Regions from separate parts of the Homo sapiens genome. Here region 2 is linked to region 1. The links are chromatin loops, found by intact Hi-C in ENCODE. Cell type or tissue: endothelial cell of umbilical vein. All regions are shown on one strand. Each heading gives the region's core, and the rest is flanking DNA. Links, peaks and the distances in the headings are about the cores only.

Region 1 (5,842 bases), core at 1,235-5,234:
GAGCTGTCTGGCCGAGCATAGTGGCTCACACCTGTAATCTAAGCACTTTGGGAGGCTGAGATGGGCAGATCACCTGAGGTCAGGAGTTTGAGACCAGCCTGGCCAATGTGGTGAAACCCTGTCTCTACTAAAAATACAAAAATTAGCCGGGCGTAGTGGCGGGTGCCTGTAATCCCAGCTACTCAGGAGGCTGAGGCAGGAGAATTGCTTGAACCCAGGAGGCGGAGGTTGCAATGAGCCGAGATCATGCCATTGCACTCCACCCTGGGCAATGAGAGCAAAACTGTGTCTCCAAAAAAAAAAAAAAAAAACATGGAGCTGGCCTCTTCCCTGGCTACCTTTCTCTCTTACCTCAACTAATAGAATGTTGATCAAGTATTTGTTCAAAATTGGTGAAAATAGCAAACATTTCCCAAAAATGTCATTAGGTGGCACTGTGAGTGCCACTTTAAGTTTTTTTGCAAGAATGTCACAGAGTCACTGAAGACTTCTGGTACTTTGATTCCCAGATCTTTTCATCCAGTCCCTCTTTCTGCAGAGAAGGAGACTGAGGCCCGGGGGGGTGGAACAGCTTAGGCCCACGGGTGGCCTGTGCCTGAGTCAAGGTAGAATCCGGAAGGCCTGACTCAGGCTGGGGCAGTTTCCAGCCACTGAGTAGGTAATCAGAAGTTGAAGGTGGTGTCACAGGCTCCAGGAGGAAATTAAATTTATTTCAAGAGAGGTATAATTCTTTTCCCTAAAGGAGGGAGAAAAGGAATGAAGGTGACTCTCTCAGTGCTAAAACTGGAGTCAAGATTTAGTCATTTTAAATTATCTTGGGTTGAAGATAAGAAATGAGATGAATAAGAAAAAGCCCAGGTGATACTAAAGTAGAAGGGAAGAAGCAGCTGTGTGCTTGGTCTGACAAGCGGTGTGCGTATCTCCCCGATCTTCAGAGCCGTCACCATTGGCAGCCTCTTTTATTCATGCAGCGGTTGTCAGGGATCCAGACCCCAGTTTAGGTTTTCCCAGGGGCTGCTTAATACCCTGGATTTGTCTTCCTTTACAGCAATAATAATGATGGTGATAAAATAAAAATAGCTTTTATTATATCTTAAAATAATTCTGTTCCCAGCAAGCCTGGTGTACAATAGGAAATTAATAGCCTGTGAAACTGAGTTAAGTACAGAAAAGGAGCTGGCTGCCCTGGGGAGTGGAGGCCTGAAGAGCCAGCTTCGCAGTGTGTGCTGCACCAGGTGCTGTGGAAGTGGCCATGGTGGGCCTGCCTCTCTCCCAGTCTGGCCTTTAGCTTTGGGAAGTGTTCATGATTGCTGCAAATCCCAGCATTGAGGGAGGAGAGGCAGGGAACAGGGACCCAACTGGGATTCTGTGGAGCCCATGACAAGGGGATTCCCATTACCATGAGGGCCACCCTGGCAACTGGGGTGCTTTGGAGATAGACAGCTGCTCTGCGTTTCCTACAGTTTTCCTGTAATGGAGAGTTCTACTGTTTAAATATAAATTATATCTACACATGTGTGATTTGTGAAAGACCATTTAGAATTTTGATGACATCTATCCTCTCCCTAGAGGAAGTTACACTCATATGCTGAATTTTGCTTAGATTTCTGGGGGCTTCCATCACATTCCCAGTCATAGCCTCTTTAAGCATTCATGATCCTCAAGTTCAGAACTTTTATCACTTGCTAACCTTCATAAGTTTGTAGAGTTTTGTTTTGGTCCCTATAACTGTGTCTTTTCCCTTGTTTTGAACTCTGGGGAGAGAAGCTATTATTGAGGAGCTGCTCTGAGAGGAGCTGCAGGAATGCGGGTGGCACTTCTGCTTCCACAAAGCTTTCTCCTTTTTTACCTCTGGGAACTAAGAGACACCAGCATCATTATCACCATTTTATATATAGGAAAATGAAGGGGGAAGAGGGCTGTGAACATGAGCTGGGTGCTGGGCAGTTTGTCTTCTTTTCAGGGCTGTATATGGGAGAAGGATGGGGAAGTGGTTTAGGAGGGCACAAGTTGCCACTGCCCTCAGCCCAACCTCACCTCGGGGTGAGCACTTAAAGTCAGAGTTAGGTAGGGGCAGGAGTGTGGCCAGGGCTCTGGTCTGGCTCTTTGACAGTGCTCCTTTGATTCCTGTCCACTTCTACCCAAGCCTTATCAAGAGTGTAAAACTCCAAAGTGAGACTGGTGCATTCCCGAGGTCCCAGAAAACCTCCTAGCAGCTCCTCTCCATCCAGCAGGTCCCCGGCAAGACAGGAGGCCTCCAGGCATTGGCACCTGGGCTTGGTCGGGCGCACCTGGGGTTATTATTCACACCCGCCGCCCCCCGCCAATACACACACCAGGGGCCTGTCCGGGACAGCGGAGACTGTGTTTGACAAGGAACTGTGTGCAGTCTCAAGATTTGCTCGGAGCTGTTGGCTCATTTGACCTTGAGCCTCGGCTGCTGTGGGCTGCCTTGCTCAGAATGGCAAAGAAGGCGGGAAGAGCTAGCTTCTGCCCAGCCCCTCCCCAGAGGGCCCAGCTTTAACCAGTCCTGACTAAGAGCTCTTGGCTTTTTTCAAGGAGGTGATCATTTCCTTATGTTCCCCAAAGTTCTGCTGGTCCTGAGTTGGCAGCACAGTTTGGGTCTGCTGTAATTTCATGGCTAGGTCATATTAATCCACAAACTGTTCACCCTCATATGGCCAGGCCTAGGGCCTCAGATGTTTCTCTGTTGTTCCTGGTGTTTGGAGTGTGCCTTCCATTTCCCAGAGGTCCCAGGGAATATGCTAGGAGGTTGAATAGAAAGCTTGGGTATGAACTAAAGAAGTTAGGCTGTCTGTGGAGCACACAGTGGGCTTTTTAGAACCGGGAAACTGACCATCTCTGAGCTGGCAGGAATCTTGTCTGTTTCCCCAGGAAGGCAGGTTCTTAACTGTGGCGGGGCCATGGTTGATAGATCCTGTTTTTCCAATATCTTCACAGAGGCCAAGTAAATATTATCCTAGGCCTTGTCTGGCTTTTTATAAGATCTGGAAGAAACCTTTGCAATAAGGTTAGTAATTAAAGATCTGGAAGAAACCTTTGCGATAATTCAGTAGGCTACTTTCACTTTACCCGTAAAGAAAGAGAGGCCCAGGGCGTGGAGGTGATTAGCCCGGGCCACGGGCTCATTACAGGTGGGGCTGGGAGTTGCCCCAATGCTAGGTTCTCCAGCCAGTTTCCTGGATGCCGAGCCTCACTGCCCCCTGTGGCTGGAGACTGACTGCAGTGAGTTAACTTATCTCTGTGTGTCACAGTGGTCTCTCTGGAAATATTTGTAGATTTATTAATTGATATCAAGCACTTACATTTTCAACAAAAAATCCTGAGCCAAGTAGTTTGGGCTTTTTCTTTTCCCACCAGGAGGTGGCGCTCCCTCCCTGGCCTTGGCCCATAATGGCCTAAGTGGAGCTGGAGGAGCTCCTCCAGGGGTTCTTTCCTCTGGGAACCAACGGCTGAAGCAAGTTGGTTGACTGGTTTTTAGTTTACTCGTGTGTCTGATTTCCTGAGCACTGTGGGCTGCCTGGGCTGCACAGTTCTCTACTTTTATCTTTGTCAATAGTGCCTGGCTTGTTACAGAATTAAGAATTCTGGGAGTATGGCCCTGTGAGGCTGGTGGCCTGGGCATTCATTAATCCTAACTTCCTTGTGTGAGTCAGCTTCGCGTGCCCCACCCTAGAGAGCTCTGCAGTCTGTAGGTTTACGGGGACGACAGAGGTGAGGTGAACCTCTGAGACAGAGCCCCAGCAGCCCCTCCCTGGGGGGTGGGGGGCTGGAGGCTGGAAAGGAGCTTTAGTTCAAGGTCTGGAGACCCTGGGTCCTGGCGCAGGAGTCAGTGTCTCTCTGGTGTGGGAAAGGAGGTGGGTGGAGCCCAGGATCCCTGCACTTGTTCCCTTTCAGCGCTGATGCGCTCTACTTCCGGCCCTCCCCAAGAATCACTGCAGTGGTGCCTACAGTCCTCCAGTGAGCTGTGCCTTTGGGTTAAAGCACCAGCCATGAAAGGCCGTAGTAAAATGCAGGCACTAACATCTGAGACGGGATGATGCTGAGTTATGAGTTTGGGATTTGTTAAAGTCTATGTTGATGTTAATGATGGAGAGGTATAATGAGGCACATCGGACCCCCACTTCCTATCGTGGCCTGAAACAGTCTCTCAGGTTAAACATTAAAAGAGCCCTGGCTGAGGAGGAAGTCCCTTCAGATGGTGGGGGGCCTTAGGATTTTATTTTTGGTTTACAGATGGTTTGCACCCTGGGAATGAGGACGAGGGCATTACAGGTCCTCATTTAGGGCTGTTTGGATGCAGTTCTTGCTCCATTATTCCTGCCTGGAAAGCTGGAATCTGGCCTGCAGGAGGAGTACTCCAGGAACAGAGGCTGTTAGGAGCAGGGAGGTGCGGCAGAGTCCTGCTGGGGGCAGCAGGCCCCTACCTGCCCTCCTCCACCCAACTCTGCTGGCCCTTGAGTATCTCTGTGTGCCCAGGGCTGCGCAGGTTGAGGACCTAGGTGGAGGTGGAACATTGGACACACCTGACCTCCAGGAGCTGCCCTTGCTGGCATGGGGCAGACACTGGGTGACTTGGACACAGCAAAAGAGTTTGCATGTAGAGGGGTAAAGAGTTCTGCTTTCCCAAATTGAGTAAAAAGTGGTAACGCACCCCAGTCCCAAGGTCAAGGGGAGACATCATTCAGTTCTCATCTAGGGCATCACAAAACTTGTTTTAGCTATTGGAGAAAGACCCTGCAAGGAGAGCTGAAGTTAAGATTAGTTAATATTTTTGTGCCTTTAAGGAGTCCCAGAAAGATCTGCATTGAAAAGCAGGTAGTGTCTGCAGTCTCCTTCCTTACCCTGGGTGGGCCTGACGTCCCCCAGGGGCTTCCCATGCTGCTCTGCAGATGCAATGTGTTCCCCACCATGAGCCTGCTCACTGCCTCCCGCTTCCTCCATGCACACTTAGGGTTCTCTCCTCCCAGCCCCTTTTGCATCTCTCCCTGTGCTTGTCTGAATCAATCTGATTGAGGGAAGCACCATGTGTGAGGCTATGTGAATGCTTCCACACTACCCACACTGCTGCCTTGCTGCCATTTACAGAGTTACCAGAACAAGCTGGCCCTCTGCTGTCTCTGGGGCAGCATGCTTTCCCACCTGGGGTTATTAGCAGGCCCCACATGAGACCACATGAACCCACTTCCAGGACAGTACCTGAAACTGGAGGACTTATGGGAGAGATGCTGTTTGCAGGTGACAGGAGAGGAGGAAGGGAAAATGGGAGTTCTTGAGCCTTGCCTTTTTTTCGTTTCCAAACCTTGGCTAGAATCTCCTCACTTTCCAGGACTCCCTGCCTGCCTGTCTCTTCCGTCTACACTGGACACCCTGTTTTTCTGTCCTTTGTTTCTAGCAAGACTGAGGATTGGGGATATTTAAATGAAGATGGAGAACTCGGCTTGGCCTACCAAGGCCTAAAGCAAGTTGCCAGGTGGAACATATTCCTTTCTTCCTGTGTCTGCTTTGTCCGTTGGGCCTGCTCATGTCTATGCTTAACCGTTTTTCAGCTACAGTGGGTGCGAGAGCACGGGGAACAGTTGGCATGCAGTCTGGCTGGTAGCCCCTGTGGTTGACCATCTGTCACTGTGCCCAGGCTGTACAGATATGGCTGAGGGTGGCTGGTTGTTTGGGTCAAGGTGATAGCATTTAGTGGACCTCCTGAGGTCCAGCCTACTTGTTCTATAGGTGAAGAAAGAGACAAGAGCAGGAGGTCACATAGCGGCAGGCACACAGCTCTTTAGAACAAGGCTGAGAAGGAAACATACCTCTGGGGAATCCT
Region 2 (5,842 bases), core at 707-4,706, 610 kb after region 1:
GTACTTACAACATACTGGCCTGGCCTGGAGTTGCAAGTCCTGTTGCTTAAGCAGAGTAATAATTACTGGAGATAAAAGACTTATTTTATATTTCTTTGCATTACTTTACAGAGAGTTGCTCTCTCTAGGCACACAATAGACTTTTAATAAATAGTTAGTGACTGATTCTTAGAAGATGGGCTGGCATCTGGAATTTAAACTTAGTTCTGGCACCCACTATTCTGAGACTTCATGCAAGTTGATTAGCATCTGGCTATATTTTGCAGATGTCTGCTGCCGCTTGAAACTAGTGAAGTTGATGATCTGGTGTCCATAAGATGCTTTAGACAGTGCCAGACTCTATTGAAAGCTTTCTGGGTTTTCACACCTCTTGAGAATAAAGTAATACAAAGTATAGATTAGGTTTTAATTAAAACAATTTTATGAGAGCAATACAGTTATTTCTGATAAAATTTAATCATGCAATTTAAGAACTTTAAAATTCTCAAATCCATGACTTATGCTTTCACTTTTTCTCACAGCCATCAGGAGTGAGTATATACACTTCAGATTTTAAGTGTATGGTTGTGCAACTTCCGTGTAGTAGTCTCAAGCTGGCATTTTATATGAGTTGCCTTTTCCTGCCCTGCACTCATGATGACACATATTTTAATCACCCAGCATTTTTTTGAAGACTACAAAACAGAAGTTGGTTGTTGAACTACGTGGTCAGCTCCTCTATTTTGGGCAAATAAGATCTTTTAGACCATTCAGGCTCATGGAATTAAAGAAAGAAAGACAATTTGCCCCCAGCCTTCATTTAAATAATTCTTTAATAGTAACTTACCCCAACAGGCTTCCTCACTTCTGTTCCCACTGAATTAAGTTTTCATGGGTTTTTTTCTCAAACATGAAAGGGAATATTAATAAGCAAATTGACCTATTTGTTGGGATGAATTTATATTACACACACACACATGCACAATTCAAATATGTAATAACATAATATATGATTATGATAATTTTAGAAATATTGCCTTATTTTTTAAAAAGTCCATTTAATGATAAATTTATACCTGCCATCCTCAGTGTCTCACCACTTATCTCTCTTGTGTTACATTTAAGGCTAGTTGAAGTCTGGAGGTTTAGACAGTCGAGGGTATTGACTCTTCACAGCTGGTAAGTGGCTATCCCAGGTTTGTCCAGATCAAAAGCCTGGCTCACTCCAAGAATGGCAGAATACTCTTTCTGAGAGTGACTCGCTCACCATGGGACCATGGATCCAAACTCCTGGGATTGATCTGGAACAGACAGTTCTCTACAATCTAAGGTAGCCGTGCCCTTGGTGGTCATTCAGTTTGCTTTCCCCTAGCCCTGATTCCACCTGCCTCCCAATCTATCTAAGTACCTAAAGTTATAGTAGCAAAGACAGGAAGGTCTTTTCCACTTTTTTAGAACTGACATGTTTGAGACAGGTATGGATGTGTTCAGGTATTACAATACATGGTATGTGGAAATTATCCTGGAAAAGAGTGATAAGAACTGTGTGTCTTTTAGCCTGAGACAATAATATTTTTTATATCTAATCCTTGATATTAAACTTTATTTTTAATTTAATACTTATGAATGCCTACCACTGCTGAAGTCCTCTTTAAGATATGTTTTTATTGCAGACGAATGCCATTTGTTGTATCTAGAAATTAAGTGTTATAGTTGGTTTTTTTTTTTAAACTTCGATTTTATTTCAACCTCATATTATTGTTAGCACTGTAGTCAGGAAATTATTTCTTTAGGGAAGGAATTATCTGATGGTAAGAATTGTAATGAATGGTTCAGTTCTGTTTCCAAAACCTTGCTGAGTTATTTAACTTATTTTTCATCTCTTGAATGAGATATCATACCTACTTCATTTGAGTGGTGTAAGAGTTAATGATGGCTTGTAAAGTCTTGCATCTCTATTTTCTCTATTATAGTATTATAACATTTTTGAGATATTTTGAATCTAAAAATAAATCTGGATAACATCTCTACAAAAGAATGTATTGGTCTCTGCTAATATTGCAAGATTCTGATTCCCTGCCCAATGGATTTTTGAATTGCCTATATTCCCCAAATATTTTTCTAACAAAGAAAATGAAGATCTCACTGAACATAGATAGAAGTTTTTAATAATTGTTTTATTGTAGATTGGTAGGAGATCTGAGCAATGGCTTGCAGTATAAATACTTCTCTTAAATGTATATGATTTCATTTTTTAAAAGATAGAATTAGCTTGCTCTTGCCCAATGCCCAGGCAATAAAAAGGTTCCAGTTTCTTCATTCCTTTGGTCTTTGCTGATCCTTGTTTGATCTTGGCATAGCAGTAACCAGGAAAGGAAGGAGGAATGTTTGTCTTGAAAATCTGGCTTCCTGTATTTCCTACAGCCAGTGGTACTTTGAAGGCAGCTAAGTTTTTCAGGGAAATCTGGCTTGGTTTGCTTTTTTAGTTTAGTCCTTTCTTAAGGAGTTACATTGAGAACATTTAGACAGCTCCTCTCTGAAAATTTATAAGTTTCCAGTAGAAAATGGTTACCTATTCAAAAAATTGCTAGTATTGTACAACAGGGTGTCTTGGCAGACTTGATGGGACACAAGAAAACTTCATAATTGGTTTAATTTCAGTTTAGACTGCTGGCACATTCAAAATGTCAGCTTTAAAGAAACATGTCATATGTTTATCAGATTGTTTATTTCTTATAAGTAAAGACCTTTGTGGACAAAATTGCCACACAGCAAATTAAACTTTAAAATAACTTCCATAGAGCTTTATTGAATGTCACCATCATGTTACAGAGGTAACTTGGTGTGGTTCAACTTTGTCCTCTTAGCCATGAATTATTAAGCCTCCATTCCTGTTTATTTTTATGAAGGTTGTAAGATTTTTACCTACTTTCAAGCTAACAAGTTTACCTGCTACAGTTTTGTAGATTCTGGTAGGACACCCAAGACTCCTGGGTCAAGGACAAAGGACAGTTTGTTATTGTCCTTTTTTTATATTTTTTATCATAAATTATTACTCGCAGCAGTAGTAGGAGCCAGAATATTCATTTCTTGTGTGGTTCCCATACCCACAGGGCAACATGACAAGGGCCAGGTGACACCTGTAAGTGCAGTGGGTTGCAATACAGGAGCGGAACCCAGAGCTTGGGAATCCCCAGTCTTTTATGATAGCCTTCAAGCACACCTGCCCAACCTTTGCTTTGAAGGGAGACATCTTTAATGTATTTGATAGTAAACTACTCTCTGCTCTAGAGAGAGACACCATCTCTGTCTTCCAAGTCTGTTCACTCTACAAGCATCCACGCAGAGATAGCCCGGAGCACAAGGCTGCTAATGCCTCTGCTTTTAAGATGTGCAAAACATGAGAGAGTGGGGAATTGTCTCCCAACACTCCTTACCTAGTTATGAATTTCTGTTGCCATTGGAAAAACCTGTCACTGTTTCAGTAAGGTAGCCAGTTGATACTGCTCTAGGTTTTATCTCTCAGTTGCTAATGCATTGTATTTAAATATCTTAGAAGAAGCAAAGGATGGAATGGCCTCATTCCTCTTTGCTTTGTACATGTGTCATAATGAACCTCCAACTCAGATGTCAGTGTCATTAACTCCACCTCTAAAGCCTTATTTACAAGTCATAAAATTATAGACTTAGAAGGACCTTTAAAGATCATCTAAGGCAAATTTCCACATTTTACATATGGGAATATTAAAATCTCGAGTTATGTGACCAGTCCAAGTGAACACTGTTGCAGAAGCAGACAAAAAACCAAGTCATCTAGGTTCATAGCCTAGTATTTTTCCCAGAACAGAGAGAAAAGAGGCACGCTTTCTCTCTGTCTTTTACAAAATTGTGATATTTGATATGTTATAAAATGCTAAGGCCAGATAAGAAAAATAGAGTGACTTAATAAAGCATTTTCCTTCTTGATGAATTGCATGTGTTTCATGGACTTTTAAAAAGTACCTTTTCCAAGACAAAGAAACAGTGTTGTGTTAACAGGAGAAATGGGAATAAACAAAGGTAAAAAGATTTAAAGTGGCTCACGTGTCCAATGTAAATACATACTGAATCAGATGTTGCAGAGATAGGACAAACAAGGGAAGAGAGAATGCTTCCTTAGGAGAGACAAGGATAGTTTGGAAAAGCTAGCTTTAAAAAGGTAGGTAGATAACTCCCTATCACAAGTATTGTGAGTTTTCCGAGCATTTACAATTTGTTCATTTGTTCAATGTCCTTCAGTTTCCTCCTTTACAAACTGGGACTACTGTCCTAGGGCCACTGTGAAGACTAAATGAGTTAATACATTTAAAGTGCTTAGAATGGCATCTGCTGAATAGCAGTCACCTATCGGGGGAACCAGCCCCCAATATTTCAATGTAGGTTCTTTTCTATTTTTCCTAAGTGTCGGCTGGTCTGAGAAATAAAGAGAAAGAGCACAAAGAGAAGAATTTTACAGCTGGGCCGCCGGGGTTGACATCACATATCGGCAGGTTCTGTGATACCCACCTGAGCTGCAAAACCAGCAAGTTTTTATTAGGGATTCTAAAAGGGGAGGGGGTGTACGAACAGGGAGTAAGTCACAAAGATCACATGCTTCAAAGGGCAATAAAAGATCACAAGGCAAAGGCAAAATTAGAATTACTGATGAGGGTCTGTGTCCCACTGTGCACACATTGTCTTGATAAACATCTTAACAGGAAATAGGGTTCGAGAGCAGAGAACCAGTCTGATTAGAATTTACCAGGCTGGAATTTCCCAATGCTAGTAAGCCTGAGGGTACTGCAGGAAACCAGGGCGTATTTCAGTCCTTATCTCAACGGCATAAGACAGACATTCCCAGAGTGGCCATCTATATACCTACCCCCAGGAATGCATTCCTTCCCCAGGGTTGTTCCTTGCTGGGAAAAGAATTCAGCAATATTTCTCCTACTCGCTTTCTGCAAGAAGAAAAATATGGCTCTATTCTGCCTGACCCCACAGGCAGTCAGACCTTATGGTTATCTTTCCTTGTTCCCTGAAAATCGCTGTTATTCTGTTCTTTTTCAGGGTGCACTGATTTCATACTGTTCAAATACATGTTTTACAAACATTTTGTACAGTTAACACAATCATCACAGAATCCCGAAGTGACATACATCCTCAGCTTACGAAGATGACAGGATTAAGAGATTAAAGTAAGACAGGCATAAGAAATTATAAAAGTATTGATTGGGGAAGTGATAAATGTCCATGAAATCTTCACAATTTATGTTCAGAGACTGCAGTAAAGACAGGCATAAGAAATTATAAAAGTATTAATTTGGGGAAGTAATAAATGTCCATGAAATCTTCACAATTTATGTTCTTCTGCTATGGCTTCAGCCAGTCCCTCTGTTCCGGGTCCCTGATTTCCCGCAACAGTTACCCAGTAATTATCAAAGGAAAAAGATCTTCCTTGTTAGAGGGCTCACAGCACCATGTCTTGTTCTTGATGGTGCAGTAGGTATTTGAATGAATGATGAAATTCTGATACTTGAATTGAGCTAAAACAAATGGTTAAAATCTACTGGCTCTATAGGTAAGGAGGAACCAGTGTGCCTATAGACTACCTTGTTTTTGGGTTTTTTTCTTCTTCTTCTTCTGTGAAGCTGGTATCCGTCACACACATACTGGATCCTATGCAATCGGTTATTTGTGTTATCCAATAATATGAGTATTATTTATATTTTATAATGAAGAAACTAAATGTCAGAGAAGTAGCTTGTCTATGGACAGTGACAACATTGGTATTTAAACCTACACCTGTGCTCTGTCTACAACACCTTCCTTTGCCAGTGCTTCTTAT

The links. A loop is a pair of places that touch in the nucleus more often than their neighbours do. Peaks named below come from ENCODE experiments on the same cell type or tissue, not always from the same donor. Only the 100,000 strongest peaks of a DNase experiment are listed, where the experiment ranks them.
Region 2: a loop joins it to region 1, with 6 times the contacts of the local background. A loop is called at or near these places in 1 of 110 quality-filtered maps.

The regions. Positions count from the first base shown.
Region 1 is chr18:49,856,465-49,862,306 of GRCh38, reverse strand. It overlaps MYO5B (myosin VB), which reads left to right. Exons shown (of 40, transcript NM_001080467.3): 30 at 5,417-5,494. Among named protein-coding and RNA genes, the nearest start is that of SNHG22, 45 kb to the right of the region's middle. RefSeq lists enhancers at 5,208-5,708, 5,709-5,842. In endothelial cell of umbilical vein, for the core only: a CTCF peak has its summit at 3,385 (motif pointing right); a DNase peak (open chromatin) is centred at 3,426; H3K27ac peaks cover 541 bases.
Region 2 is chr18:49,244,497-49,250,338 of GRCh38, reverse strand. All of the region lies in intron 13 of DYM (dymeclin), which reads left to right. Among named protein-coding and RNA genes, the nearest start is that of MIR4744, 200 kb to the right of the region's middle. In endothelial cell of umbilical vein, for the core only: no CTCF peak of the experiment used is centred there; a DNase peak (open chromatin) is centred at 2,388.